2 separate regions of the Homo sapiens genome follow, and region 2 is linked to region 1. The links are chromatin contacts, found by POLR2A ChIA-PET in ENCODE. All regions are on one chromosome and are shown on one strand. The core of a region is the stretch at or near the end of the contact, and the rest is flanking DNA. Distances in the headings are between cores, read along the strand shown.

What was found. ChIA-PET counts read pairs that join two places held with the same protein, here RNA polymerase II (POLR2A).
Region 2: POLR2A ChIA-PET joins it to region 1 with 17 read pairs in OCI-LY7. The contact joins the promoter of MAT2B here to the promoter of GM2A in region 1. POLR2A ChIA-PET finds 5 or more read pairs at or near these places in 2 of 52 experiments (OCI-LY7 and PC-9).

Annotation. Positions count from the first base shown.
Region 1 is chr5:151,250,336-151,256,875 of GRCh38, forward strand. GM2A (ganglioside GM2 activator) reads left to right here and starts at 2,850. Exons shown (of 4, transcript NM_000405.5): 1 at 2,850-2,962. The coding sequence starts at 2,882. It overlaps LOC124901115 (a long non-coding RNA gene), which reads right to left and starts at 850. Exons shown (of 3, transcript XR_007059003.1): 1 at 639-850; 2 at 83-146. RefSeq lists a silencer at 2,461-2,810 and an enhancer at 5,915-6,054.
Region 2 is chr5:163,500,167-163,507,006 of GRCh38, forward strand. MAT2B (methionine adenosyltransferase 2 non-catalytic beta subunit) reads left to right here and starts at 5,453. Exons shown (of 7, transcript NM_013283.5): 1 at 5,453-5,583. The coding sequence starts at 5,521. RefSeq lists enhancers at 2,762-3,570, 2,906-2,955, 5,186-5,992, 5,210-5,299, 5,340-5,459 and a silencer at 5,630-5,769.

The DNA.
Region 1 (6,540 bases), core at 1,600-4,099:
TGCATAGCTAGGTGGGTTTTCTGTCCTTAGCCAGTCAAGTGGGGGAAGGGAAGGGAAGAATTTAGCATAAGGTTTAAGTCACCTGAAACGTGTGAGTTTGCCCTGGATGAGCTGCTGCTGCTGCCAACCCAGACACAGGTAGGGATCTATAATCAGAAAGGACAGAAAAGAGTCTTTCACCCTTCTGGGCAGGGCAGCCGTCCCTGTTCACTCTTTGGCCTTCAGAGAACACTGGAGAGTGGCCCCGGCCAGTTTCCCTCAATTACCAAGGAGCTACTAGGAAACGACCAGTGAAAGACTGAAAAAGCAAAAAACAAACAAACAAAAAACAACAAAAAACAAAAAGGAATAGAACTCAGAAAAAAGAGAGAAAAAAAGAAAAGGAATAGGACTCAGAAAAATGAAAACAAGGAAAAAGACTTCTCAGTGACCAGGCAGTGGCGGTCAAGTGCTTCGACACGGAAGCCTTTCAGTCTCACCAGAGAGTGGCCCTGGCCAGAAACTTACAATTTCCTCTGTGCTTAGGCGCTGTCCACCGAGTTGGGTTCCGAGTTGGAAAGGAAAAGAGAGAGGGAGAGAAAAATTCCCCTGCATTAAAAGGGAAATGGAGAAAAATAAATCCCAAGCTTTGGGCCTACCTTCTCTCCTGGCTGGCTTGCCAAAATATGTTACCAGTAGAGGGTTTTGACTGAAAGTTGTCTAGGTTCTTGGCGTTTTTGAACAAAGAATTGGAGAAAACACACAGAAAAGCAAGGGAAAAATGGAGCAATGAAAGAACAAAAGCAAGGGTTTATTAAAAATGAAAGTACACTCAACAGTGTGGGAGCGGGCCAAGCAGCAGCTCAAGGGCCCAGATACAGAATCTTCTTGGGTCCAAATACCCCCTAGAGGTTTCCCATTGGCCACTTGGTGCTCACCTCATGTAAATGAAGTGGTGGCCCGCAATCAGTCTGACTGGTTAATCAGAGGCCGAAGTGAAGTTACAAAGGTCATGCTCCTGTGCAAACATCTGATTGGTTGTGGAAAGCAACCAATCAGGCTGAAGTGAAGTTACAAAGTTGCACTTCTATGCAATTTTAACATATAAACTGAAATGTAGCATAGAAATCGAAATGTACTTTCAATTTCCCATCTGCTGCACAGAAAAGGTGGGGGGTTGTAAAGAGAGTAGCCTCTGGTCCTCTTGTTACTTAGGTGTGGAAAGTTAGGGTTTTCCTTTCGATTTAGTTCTAGGAAGTCAGCGTGAAATGGCCTTAGGTTCCCTGCCTGCAGACTCTATTCTCCTACCTCAGTTGGGCTAGGTGAAAGGGAAGAGTTGATCAGAATGGGAGGATCATTATGTAAAGTATGGAGCTTAGTTAATAATAGTGTACCAATGTCATGCCCTCAGATTTAAAAAAAATTTTTTAATTTTTTATTCTTTTGCCACCTCCTTGTCGCTGGCAGTGCCCCCCAGTTATGCACAAGCACAAGCTCTGGGTCTGCAGTCTGAACCCCCGGCCAGGCCACGGGTGTCTTATCAACAATAGAGGAAACGAACAGAACTTTGTAGTATTTTTGCAACTTTTCTGTAAACCAAAATAAAAAGTTTACTTTAAAAAAGATGATCAGGTGAGTTTTAAATTCTACACATGCATTCATGTACTCAACAGATTGTCTATTATGCATCAGGCACTGGGTATAAATGAGTGCCTGCATCATGATGCCACCCCTTGTGTAGTTTACAATCCTGTGGTAAATTGGCGGTATTGGTAACAACATCCCTGTTTTTTCTAAAAGCAAATCTCCAACTAGTATATTAACCTGACAAAATCTTGGCTGATGGGGTGTCTAAAAAGAAGTCTTGCTCTATTCCTTCCTAGCTGTGCGACCTTGGCAGAGCTAACCTCACTGTGTATCAGTTTCCTCAGTGCTAAAATTGGGGAAGAAAAAAAAAAAGCATTCCCTTGTGCGTCCTTAGCATGCTTTCAAGCAGTTACTAAATGTTAGTTTTTATAACGGTTATAATTATTAAAAAGATACGGATTCGTGAAGTCAAGAGATCAAGACCGTCCTGGACAACACGGTGAAACCCCGTTTCTACTAAAAACACAAAAATTAGCTGGGCGTGTGGCGCGTGCCTGTAGTCCCAGCTAGTCGAGAGGCTGAGGCGGAAGAATCGCTTGAACCTGGGAGGCAGAGGTTGCAGTGAGCCGAGATCGCGCCACTGCACTCCAGCTCGGGCGACAGAGCGAGAGTCCGTCTCAAAGCAAAAAAAAAAAAAAAAAAGACACACATATGGGGAAGCGTAACATGGCAGAGAGTCTGACATTTTTGTCCGGAAGGACTTGGGGATGAAAACACTGAATCCGCGGTTTCCCAAAGGTCCTTCCAAAGGTGACGGCCCCGGCACGAGTTCACAAACCACAGCTCCGCCCCATCCCCTGCCCGGCCCCGCCCTTCCCAGGAGCTCTGCTCCGCCCCGCCCCCGACTCCGCTCGGCCCCTCCTCGCGCCACGCCCCCGCCCCTCCCGCGCGCGCAGCTCCGCCCCGCCCTCGTGATCCCGCCCCAACCTCGTGCTAAGCTCCCTTCCGTTCCAGCCGCCTTCAGCCCCGCCGCGCTCAGTTCCGCCCCTTTCTCTTCCAACTCCGCCTACGCCCCAGAGAGGGAAGGCCTTGACACCTACGCTAGAGAGACAGGCTCCAATGAAAAGAGCGAGGGGGCGGAGCCGGGAGGAATCGGTCCAATTCTCGGCCGGGAAGTCTCTGGCCGGGACGGGGCAGGGCGAACCTGCCAGTGACTGGACTCAGCTTCTTTGCGTAACCAATACTGGAAGGCATTTAAAGGCACCTCTGCCGCCACAGACCTTGCAGTTAACTCCGCCCTGACCCACCCTTCCCGATGCAGTCCCTGATGCAGGCTCCCCTCCTGATCGCCCTGGGCTTGCTTCTCGCGGCCCCTGCGCAAGCCCACCTGAAAAAGGTGAGTGCACCCTCTTTTAAGAGTCTGTTTGCAGCCTCCTGGCCCAGCTACGGGTGTGCGGGTCTGGCTGAGATATGGGGGTGGCCACTCCGTTCTCTAGAATTGGTTCTCTGCACTAGAGCCTTCCAAAGTAACTAATTATGGGATTCTGGTCTGTACAATGAGGGTGGCCTCTAAAGACTTGTTCTGCTCCAGGCCCTTTTTGGAGAGATTAATCTCACGTCTGCACTCTCCTGCCCTCCCTCCAAGCGCCGGAGTGAAAATGCAGACAGCCTTAAAACTAAGGCATTGCCCCCAGAGATTCAGTCCTGTTAACCCTGCACCTTACTCCTGACCCCCACTCCTTATGTCCCCCATGATAAGGCCTGCTGCCTCATCTCTTCCCCTGCTCGAATGCCCTGAGGTCTTCCTGAGAGTTGGGAGGGTTTGAGAGCTTTTCCAGGCCAGAGGATCCAGATTTGCCCATCTGGTGACAAATACCCAGGCCTGTGACCCCGCTGCCCTTGGTTATGAGCCACTGAGACAACAGTCCCCGTACCCTCCAAGCTTCCTCCTTCACTTCTCATTGACACCGCTTCTTCCTTCACTTCTCATTCACACCGTGCTGCAGATCCCTGGGAAAGGGAAGTTCTGTAATCCCTTCACCTGAAAAAGCCTCGTTCCTGGCTTATTGCAGCTAGCCCAATGTCTTTCAGATTCAATCTATGTTGTTGCAAATGACAAGATGTTCCCCCTTTTAAAGGCTGAATAGTATTCTGTTGTGTATATATGCCACATTTTCTTTATGCATTCAATTTGATGGATAATTTCTTCATCAAGTGTCTGTTGATGGATAATTTCTTTATCCATCAAGTGTCTGTTGATGGACACTTAGGTTATTTCCATATCTTAGCTATTGTGAGTAATGCTGCAATGAATATGGGAGTGCAGATAGCCCTTCGAAATGTTGATTTCAGTTCCTTTGGATATATACCCAGAAGTGGGATAATGGCTCATATGGTAGTTCTGTTTTATTATCTCATTTATATGCGGATTCTAACCAAGTTGAACTTACAGAAGTTGAGAGTAGAGGTGGGGTCTCACTCTGTCACCCAGGCTGGAGTGCAGTGGGGCGATTGTAGCTCACTGCAGCCTTAAACTCCTGGGCTCAAGCAGTCCTCCCACCTCAGTCTCCTGAGTAGCTGGGACTGCAGGTGTGGGCCACCAAGTTCTGCTAAGGAATAGGCTTTGAGATTTATTGCACACCAGGGTGACTATCGTCAGTAATGTATTATATACAGAAGCTCCTTAACTTTCCATGAGGTTATGTTCTGATAAACCCATCATAAGTTGAAAATGCATTTAATACAGCTAACCTGAGAATCATAGCCTAGCCTACCTTAAACATGCCTAGCCTACCTTAAACATGCCCAGAACATTTACATTAGCCTACAGTTGGGCAATATCATCTAACACAAAGCCTATTTCATAATAAAGTGTTGAATGTCTCATGTGATTTACTGAAGACTGTACTGAAAGTGAAAAACAGTATGGATACTAAAAGTACAGTTTCTACTGAATATTTATCACTTAGGCACGATTGTAAAGTTGAAAAATGGTATGTCAAACCATTGTAAGTCAGGAACTGTGTGCATTTCAAAACAACTAAGAGAATACATTTCACATTGCAGTGTACCCCATAAATGTATACAACTATGGTTTGTCAATTTAAAAAAAACCCAAGACCAGGTGCGGTGGTGCACACCTGTAATCCCAGGACTTTGGGAGGCTGAGGTGGACAGATTGCTTGAGCTCAGGAGTTCAAGACCAGCCTGGGCAACATGGTGAAGCCCCATCTCTGCAAAAATACAAAAATTAGCTGGGCGTGGTGGTGTGCGCCAGTATTCCCAGCTACTTGAGAGGCTAAGGTGAGAGGCCCAGCTACGCCTGAACCTGGGAGGTCATGGCTACAGCTGAGATTGCACCACTGCATTCCAGCCTGGGTGACAGAGTGAGACCCTATCTCACAAAAAAACCCCAAAAACAAAAACCCGATTCCATTGCCTCTTGGCTGCTAGCTGTGGTCAAGACATCACACATTTCTGGTAGCAAAGGGATAGGTCCAACCCTGATCCCCTCCCTTCTACCATCTTGGAAGTGTTTGAGAGTGAGGAACAGTGCTGTGTAGGGGAAAGCGGGTGATACTGAAAGCAGGGAGGCTTGGCTTCTGATCATTCCCCTGTCTCAATCCATGGATTTCCTGAGTCTTGTTCTCCTCATCTGTAAGATGGGTGTGATGGTGCCAACGTGCATCTCGGGGAGTTGTCGGTGAAGGGAAATGCATTCATTGATGGAAAATTTCTAAAATCAGAAACAAATAAAGCCATATAAATCTGTGGGCTTGGCCTCACTCTGCCCCCGAGGCAGAAAGTCTGTTTTGCTTGTTGAATGAAGGAACGTGGACCTTTTGACTTCATTTGCCTGGAGAATTTATACCTTGTTCCTGAATGTTGGCTGAGAATGCTTCTCTTGGCTCCAGGGCTGGCCGCTATGAGGTGGAGTCTGGCTAGAGGCTGCTAGCTCACCCTACAAACTTGTTGTATATGCTGTGGGTATGGATGCCATCTCAGACTAGGTCTTAGATTGGCAGTTTTGAAGAGGCCCTGAGACATTATAAAGGTCACTCAAAATCACACAGCACCTACATCTTCTTGGGGCTCATGTGATTCAGAGCCCTGACCTTGAGTCCCTGGGCCAGATAAAGATGGGGGTGGGGGGTGACAGTGAATGAACATCAGGAAACCTGAATTTCAGTTCCTCTTCTAGCATAACTGATCTTGTGACTACAGGCTGTGATGGGTGTTAGATAACAGGGGAGGATATCTAGCCCCATGCTAGTCATATAGTAGGTGCTTAATAGACTCTATAGTGCTGTATAGTGGCTGTCATTTGTTGTACCCATACTATGTGCTATGTACTGGGCTATGTGCTTTTTTCCTAAAAAAAAATTTGGAATAATTTTAGGTTTATAGAATAGTTGCAGCAGGGCGTGGTGGTTCACCCCTATAATCCAGCACTGTGGGAGACCAAGGCAGGCAAATCACTTGAGGCCAGGAGTTTGAGACCAACCTGAACCTGGCCAACATGGTGAAACCCTGTCCATACTAAAAATACAAAAATTAGCCAGGCATGGTGGCGTACACCTGTAGTCCCAGCTACTTGGGAGGCTGAGGCAGGAGAAATCACTTGAACCTAGGAGGCAGAGGTTGCAGTGAGCTGAGATCACGCTGCTGCACTCCAGCCTGGATGACAGAGTGAGACTCTGTCTCAAGAAAAAAAAAAAAAAAAGAAAAGTTACAGAGATAATATAGAGTTTCTATATACTCCTGACTCAGTTTTCCCTGTTAGCATCTTATATGTACATATCTCCAACACTAAGAAACCAACATTAGTACATTACTGTTAACTGAATTCTAGACTTTATTTGGATTTCACCAGTTTTCCCATTAATGCCCTCTTTCTGAGCCAGGATCCAATCCAGGGTACTGCACTGCCATTGTTGTCATGACACATATAATTGTAGTCCCCCCTCTCCTCCA
Region 2 (6,840 bases), core at 4,203-6,702, about 12 Mb after region 1:
TTGTTTCCAGTTTTAATCTGTTTTGAATTAAGCTGCTATGAATATTCTTGTGTGAGTCTTTATAAATATATGTTTTATTTCTCTTGGGTAAGCACCTAGAAGTAGAATTACTGGGTCATGGAATAGGTGTATGTTTTTTGTTTGTTTCTTTGTTTGTTTGTTTGTTTTTGAGATGGAGTCTCTCTCTGTCACCCAGGCGTGAGTGCAGTGGCACAATCTCGGCTCACTGCAACCTACGCCTCCCGGGTTCAAGCGATTCTCCTGCCTCAGCCTCCTGAGTAGCTGGGATTACAGGCACACGCCACCACACCCACTAATTTTTGTATTTTTTTCAGTAGAGACGGGGTTTCTTCATGTTGGTCAGGCTGGTCTCTCACTCCTGACCTCATGATCCACCTGTCCCGGCCTCCCAAAGTGCTGGGATTACAGGCATGAGCCACTGCGCCTGGCCAGAATAGGTGTTATGTTTAACTTTATTTTATTTTATTTTCTTCCTTTTTTTTTCTTATTGTTCTTATTTCTCTGAGGCATACATGTAACCTTATAAAAACTGCCAGTTTTCTAAAGTGGTTGTATCATTTTATACTCCCTCTAGCAATAAAAGAGCATTCTAGTCATTCAAAATGCTTGTTAGTGAAGGAGTTGAGAATATACTACTCCAAAATATGCCACACTGGCATTTTGACTATTTTAAGTTAAATATGCTTAAAAAACAGCAGGCACAAGAAGATCACCGTGACCTTTCTTCTGTTTCTTAAAAGCAGATGAAATTCTCACATGAATGATGCCCTCCCGTACCAGAAGTAAAGTAACATTCCTATCACCAAAGACAGGAAGTTAATGCCAAGATAATTCTGTACCAACCTTATTAAAATAACTGATCTTCTAGCCTCAAAAATTTACTTTTTCACAATTTAGTATTCTGTCTAATTTGGTATTTAATTGCAACTCTAACTCCATCTTTGGGTCTTCACTTCCTTTGGAAGGGCCCATGCCACATTAAGTTTGTATAAAATAGTCTTGTATGTTGATCTACCTTAATTTAATTCTTAAGTCTAGCCAGAAAACCCTGAAAAGGTGGAAGTAAAATTTGCCTCCCTTATATTATCATTTGATGCTTTCAGTCTTTAACTTTGGCCATTCTGTTAGGTATGTAATGGTATCTTGATGTGGTTTTAATTTGCTTCTCTAATGTTGAGCATCTTTTTATGTACTTATCGGCTATTCTTATATCTTCCTTTTTAAAGTGTTGTCTGAACTGGGCGCTGTGGCTCATGCCTGTAATCCCAGCACCTTGGTAGGCTGAGGCAGGCGGATCACTTGAGGTCAGGAGTTCGAGACCAGCCTGACCAACATGGTGAAACACCGTCTATACTAAAAATACAAAAATTAGCCGGGTGTGGTGGCATACACCTGTAATCCTAGCTACTCAGGAGGCTGAGGAAGGAGAATTGCTTGAACCCGGGAGGCGGAGGTTGCAGTGAGCCGAGATCATGTCACTACATTCCAGCCTGGGCAGCAGAGCGAGAGTCCGTCTTAAAAATAATAAATAAGGGCCGGGCGCGGTGGCTCACGCCTGTAATCCCAGCACTTTGGGAGGCCGAGGCGGGTGGATCATGAGGTCAGGAGATCGAGACCATCCTGGCTAACAAGGTGAAACCCCGTCTCTACTAAAAATACAAAAAATTAGCCGGGCGCGGCGGCGGGCGCCTGTAGTCCCAGCTACTCGGGAAGCTGAGGCAGGAGAATGGCGTGAACCCGGGAAGCGGAGCTTGCAGTGAGCCGAGATTGCGCCACTGCAGTCCGCAGTCCGGCCTGGGCAACAGAGCGAGACTCCGTCTCAAAAAAGAAAAAAAAAAAAAAATAATAATAATAATAATAAATAAATAGCGTTGTATGGCAGATGCACCTGACAGCAATAACTTTAAGCATACCCTGAGAATACCCTGTGGTCTAAGAAGAATGTGTGCTTGGAGCTAAGGAATCCGGGAATGGCCAAGGCGAATATTCACTCCTTATCTGTGGAGCTGCTTGGGAGGCTGAGGCTGTAGAATTACGTGGGGCCCAGGAGTTCGAGGCTGCAGTGAGCTGTGATGGCACCACTGCTCTCCAACGTGGGTGACAGAGGGAGACCCTGTCTTGAAATAATAAAAATAAATAAATTATGCCCAGTTAGCCACTTGGGATCCATCTTGAAGGACTGGCTTTTTCAGGTTCACATTTGTTCACAAATGCAAACACACACACAACAATTCCTCATAATTTATATTAATAGATTTCTCTGAATGCCTCTTAGAGTTTACCATGCGCTGTGTGCTCTAAATGAATGTAACATTAAAAGTCAGATGATTTTTTTAGTTCAATTTGAATGGCAATTTTTGATGTTCTTAAATTGGTACAGAGCCATAATTCAGAATAGCGGTGCAAAGCTCACTGAGCACGTTCATGACCCTTGAAAGTCTTCGAAAACAGATTACTGGGCTTCGCTCCCAGAGAATGATTTCGTTTCTTAGGTTCTGTGGTGCAGGCAGGTTTGGAAATCACTTATCTAGAAGTCCTTAATGCTTTGTGAAACTTAAGGCCGCTCACTCCATCTACCATTTTCTCAGAGGGCAGCATAGTATTAATGGAAATGACCCGTTGCATTTTACTTCTTGCGTGCTGTTACCACCACTGCCTTTTACTCTCCTTTGAAATAATTAAAAGCACTGGGAAGGGAAAGCACTGGAGAATTTTACTAAACATAATCTGTTGCAATAAGGTGTAACTAAATAAAATGATAGAAAACTGTGCCTTTTAGAACAGGAATCAACTGCATGATCTGTGTGCTTTCCAAAAGTGTGGCTCACTCTTCTTTTGCAAAAGAAAACTACAAGGAATCTTGACAGGAAGTTGTTGGGTTTTTGTTTTTGTTTTTGTTAAGTAGTTAGTTCTACCAAATAGTTTTGCAAATAGACCCAGGCTTGACTGGCAATTAAACATGAAACTTCTCATTGGGTATTTTCGAGACTACTACGGGGAATCAGCTACCAGCTTACTGCCATGTGGAGAACTGCACGAGATTCCGGGATTGGAATCAAAATGCTAATTTAAAAGGTCAAGTGAAGCTGCTCCTCACGTTTTGGCGTGCCTGCGCTCTCTGCAGGCAGAAGCGAACAAAGACCCAGCAAGAGAAGGCAGAGGCTAAGACCCATCCCGTATCTGCTCTCCTGAAATAATTCTGGAGTCATGCCTGAAATGCCAGAGGACATGGAGCAGGTAAGAACTAGCAATTCAAGAAATGAAGCATTCTAGAGTAAGAGATGCTTTAAAAGCATTCCAGTGAACGCCTGCTAAAACCAGAATTGTTGTGTAAAGAAAATAGAAACGGGTGTCATTCATTTCCTTAAAACATAACCTCGGGACATGGAAGAATAAGCCAACTTTAGTTACTGACCCGGAGAACCAGGTTATGAAGGGCTCAGCTAAGTCTCACTAGCTGACAATACAGAATTGCACTTTCATTTACCATTTTAAATGCAATTATGTATATAAAGTTTCTACATAAATAAGGATTTTATCTGTAGTGTGTTCCTTTCCAGATGTTCTTTGTCTTTGTATGAATTGAATCTGCTAACATAACTTTTAGTTTCAGGCTGCTCTCTTTAAATGTATAGACTTAGCCACCACACGAAGTTGTATATTGTCTATGTTAAGAATGGCGTTTGATTCGCATAGACCCTACCATCATTAAAGAAAATGATTAAAAACCATATCCAAACATATGCCCCTAGAACTGTACCCAACTTTTACGGGGAAAGTATCAAGTCAGATTTTCAAAAGCAGCCAAGTTAAATTCTTTCTGTTCCTCAAGACTAGGCTGCTCTGAGAATCAGAATGCTAATTGCATATGCTTGCCCTTAAACCTGCTTCACGTTGAAGAATGAAGAATTAATTTTCTTTTCTCCCATAGAAAGGTAAGATTACATCACGTGTTGCGACTAGAAACTTTAAACCGAATTCCCAGTTAAGAGAAAAAGTAGTAAGATGATCTTGGCTGCTCCCCCGGCCCTCTTCCCGCCCTCTTCTTTGTTGTCCCCTGATTATGCTTGTTTAGCGCTGGGGCAGTCCTCAAGGATTCCCTAAATAAAGCCAAACTAATGAACAGTAATAGCCTGTGTTTAAAAAAAAAAAAAATCGGAACATAAGAAACCTCAGGCTGTCTTCGATTACTGTTCTAGAGAAACTTTATGTTTACACGAATAAGGAAATGAGTTTTTGTTGGGGGTTGAGGAGGAAGGAAAGTCATGGTGTTCTGACGTGGAAAACTTCTTTAAAAGGCTGCTTAGTCTTTAGTTTGAAAATAAACCAAAAAGGTTTAGGAGTCGGGGAAAGGCCCTAGGAAAATCCAGACAGTGGTCACGTTTGTGGACGACGTTTAGAGCTTGCTATCCTGGGCACACAAGAACCCTTGGACTGTTCGGTGCAAAGTTGGCAAATCCTACACGGCCTGTGCCAGGGTTTACTTTCTGCATCAATTTCACAGGCGTCCAGCCTGGCTGAGGATTTTTTGCGGTTTTTAACTGGAAGGGAAATAAGTCGGCATCAGCACTTAGGGCTGCTTAACTTTTAAAAGGTGGTAGAACGCCCAGCCTTACACGCTGCTGCTTAAATTCTCGGTGCTCACCAAGGCTGGGCTCGTGTGGCCCAATCCTGCAATCCCCGAGGCGGTGTTTCTTAAAGAGTGGGCTTGATTCTGGTTAAACCCATTAAGAAGTCGGACCCCGGGCTCGTTTCTTGTTCTGTAATTATGGGTAAAGTCCAAGGATCTGCGTTTTGAAGAGGTACCTAAGTAGTTCATCTTCCTTCCCCCTACAACTTTTTATTTTTAATTAGTTAAAAATAGTTTTACATTTTTGATATCTCACACACAGGTTTTTTCTTTTTTTAAGCATCCCAGGAAGACAAATGGCTCAGACGCCAACCCTTTTATTTTTATTCCTTGTCTTTTTCTAAATCTTTCAAAACCCCCACCTAGAGCTCTAGAGATGTGTCCATTATGCTCTACCCACCTCCGCCCCCGCCCCCATGACTTTAAAATGCTTTTTATTCCACTTTTTATATTGCTCAGTCGATCCTCATGCACTGCGCAGTCTGCAAACTTGAAACTCAAGGCGATCCACTTCAATCTTTTCCCGAGTCAAGAAAAAAAGGAAAAAAAGTAGAATAAAAAGCACTCAAATAAAATCTCCGAAACAAAACCTGAATTCACTGCCTAAGGTCAGGGCCTTTCTTTTGTGTGTCGCTTTAAGCATCGGCGCGTGGGCTGGGGGCAGACCGCGCGTACCCGCCCTCTTTCTGGGGCGTCGGCGGAGCGTGGCCAATCAACGGGCGCGGCTATGGCAGCGGAAGCCGGAAGCGGCGAGCGGGGTCGTTCTGGGCCTAGGGGAGGCGGGCCGAGGGCGTCTGAGCTGAGGCCCGCGTCGATCCTGGGTTGGAGGAGGTGGCGGCCGCTGAGGCTGCGGCGTGAAGACGGCGGGCATGGTGGGGCGGGAGAAAGAGCTCTCTATACACTTTGTTCCCGGGAGCTGTCGGCTGGTGGAGGTGAGGGAGTCGGCCTGGGCGTCTCCGGTGGGAGCGGGGGCGCCGAGGGGGACGAGCCACCGGGGCTCGGGCGGCTTTGCAGGCGTATTCCGCCCGGGTCAGAGCCTCCGGCCGGGAGTGGTCTCACCGCCACCCTCCCAGCCCCGGATCCGAGGGGGGCGCCACCGAGTTTGTTTATCTCAGCGCACACGGGTCAGTGTTTTTTTCTTCCAGCCACTGCGGCAGGAAGCAAGTAGGTGGAGGTTTTACTTTCGAGTTCTGTCTCTGCTCCTGAGGACGAAGAGGTTTTTCAGAATTGTTTGTTTTGATTTTGGTTTTCCCCGTTTATTCATCTTTGGTTCGTATTTCTCGATCTTACAAGTTCGTAGGTTTGAGAAAGAACAGGAAAAGGTGACTTCTCACAAATAACAGTGCTGGAGATGACAACTTATTGAACTCTTAAGTTCTCAGCACTATGTTATGCACTTGACGGGCATTACTTTAATCCTCCACTGTGAGATACTTGTTATTGCCTCATTTTGTAGACGAGAAAACGGGCATAGAGGGTGAGACATTGGCCCAGGTTCATTCCGTAAGGTTGGAGCCTGGAATTCAGATACAGGTTTGTGTGACTGTCTTGGGCTTTGAACCACTACGGAGTTTCCCTGAAGGAAGATTATGGTGATGATTGGAAGATCCATCTCTGGTGCCCCCCTCGCCCCCGTCCCATCCTGCTCCATTCCACTTAAGGGCCTCCAGCATTAATCTGTCCACAGAACATATCCAACCCTGGGGATAAGAACACTACTAATGCCCAGACCATGTCTTTTGGAGAGAGTAGAGAATATAGGAGATGGCTGTTTCTGTTATTGCAAAGTTTTCATGCTTCCAAATTTACTTAGGGTTTTCAAATCACTTTGGTTCTTTGAGGGTAAAGTTAGGATAAATGGTCTATTAAACCTCTATGTTCCTAGGTCCTCCAGACCGTGCTGAGTGCATGTTACATACGTTTACATTTATATGTATGCATTTGTATGTGTACGTGTGCATATAAAGCTTAATCTACTTTCACAAAAAGAAGTTCAGTATAAAAATGAAAATAGCTTTTCGTGTTTTCCTTCATTAAAAATGAAACAACGAAGAGCTTGGCACAGACTTACTGCTCTCAAAACCTGTAGAATTAAAGCTTACTGACTCATGAGAACGAGAACTGTCTCATAGTTAACGTTAGAGAAGCATCCTGGAGTGGTTGTTGTTAGTAATACTGTCTGTGGAGCA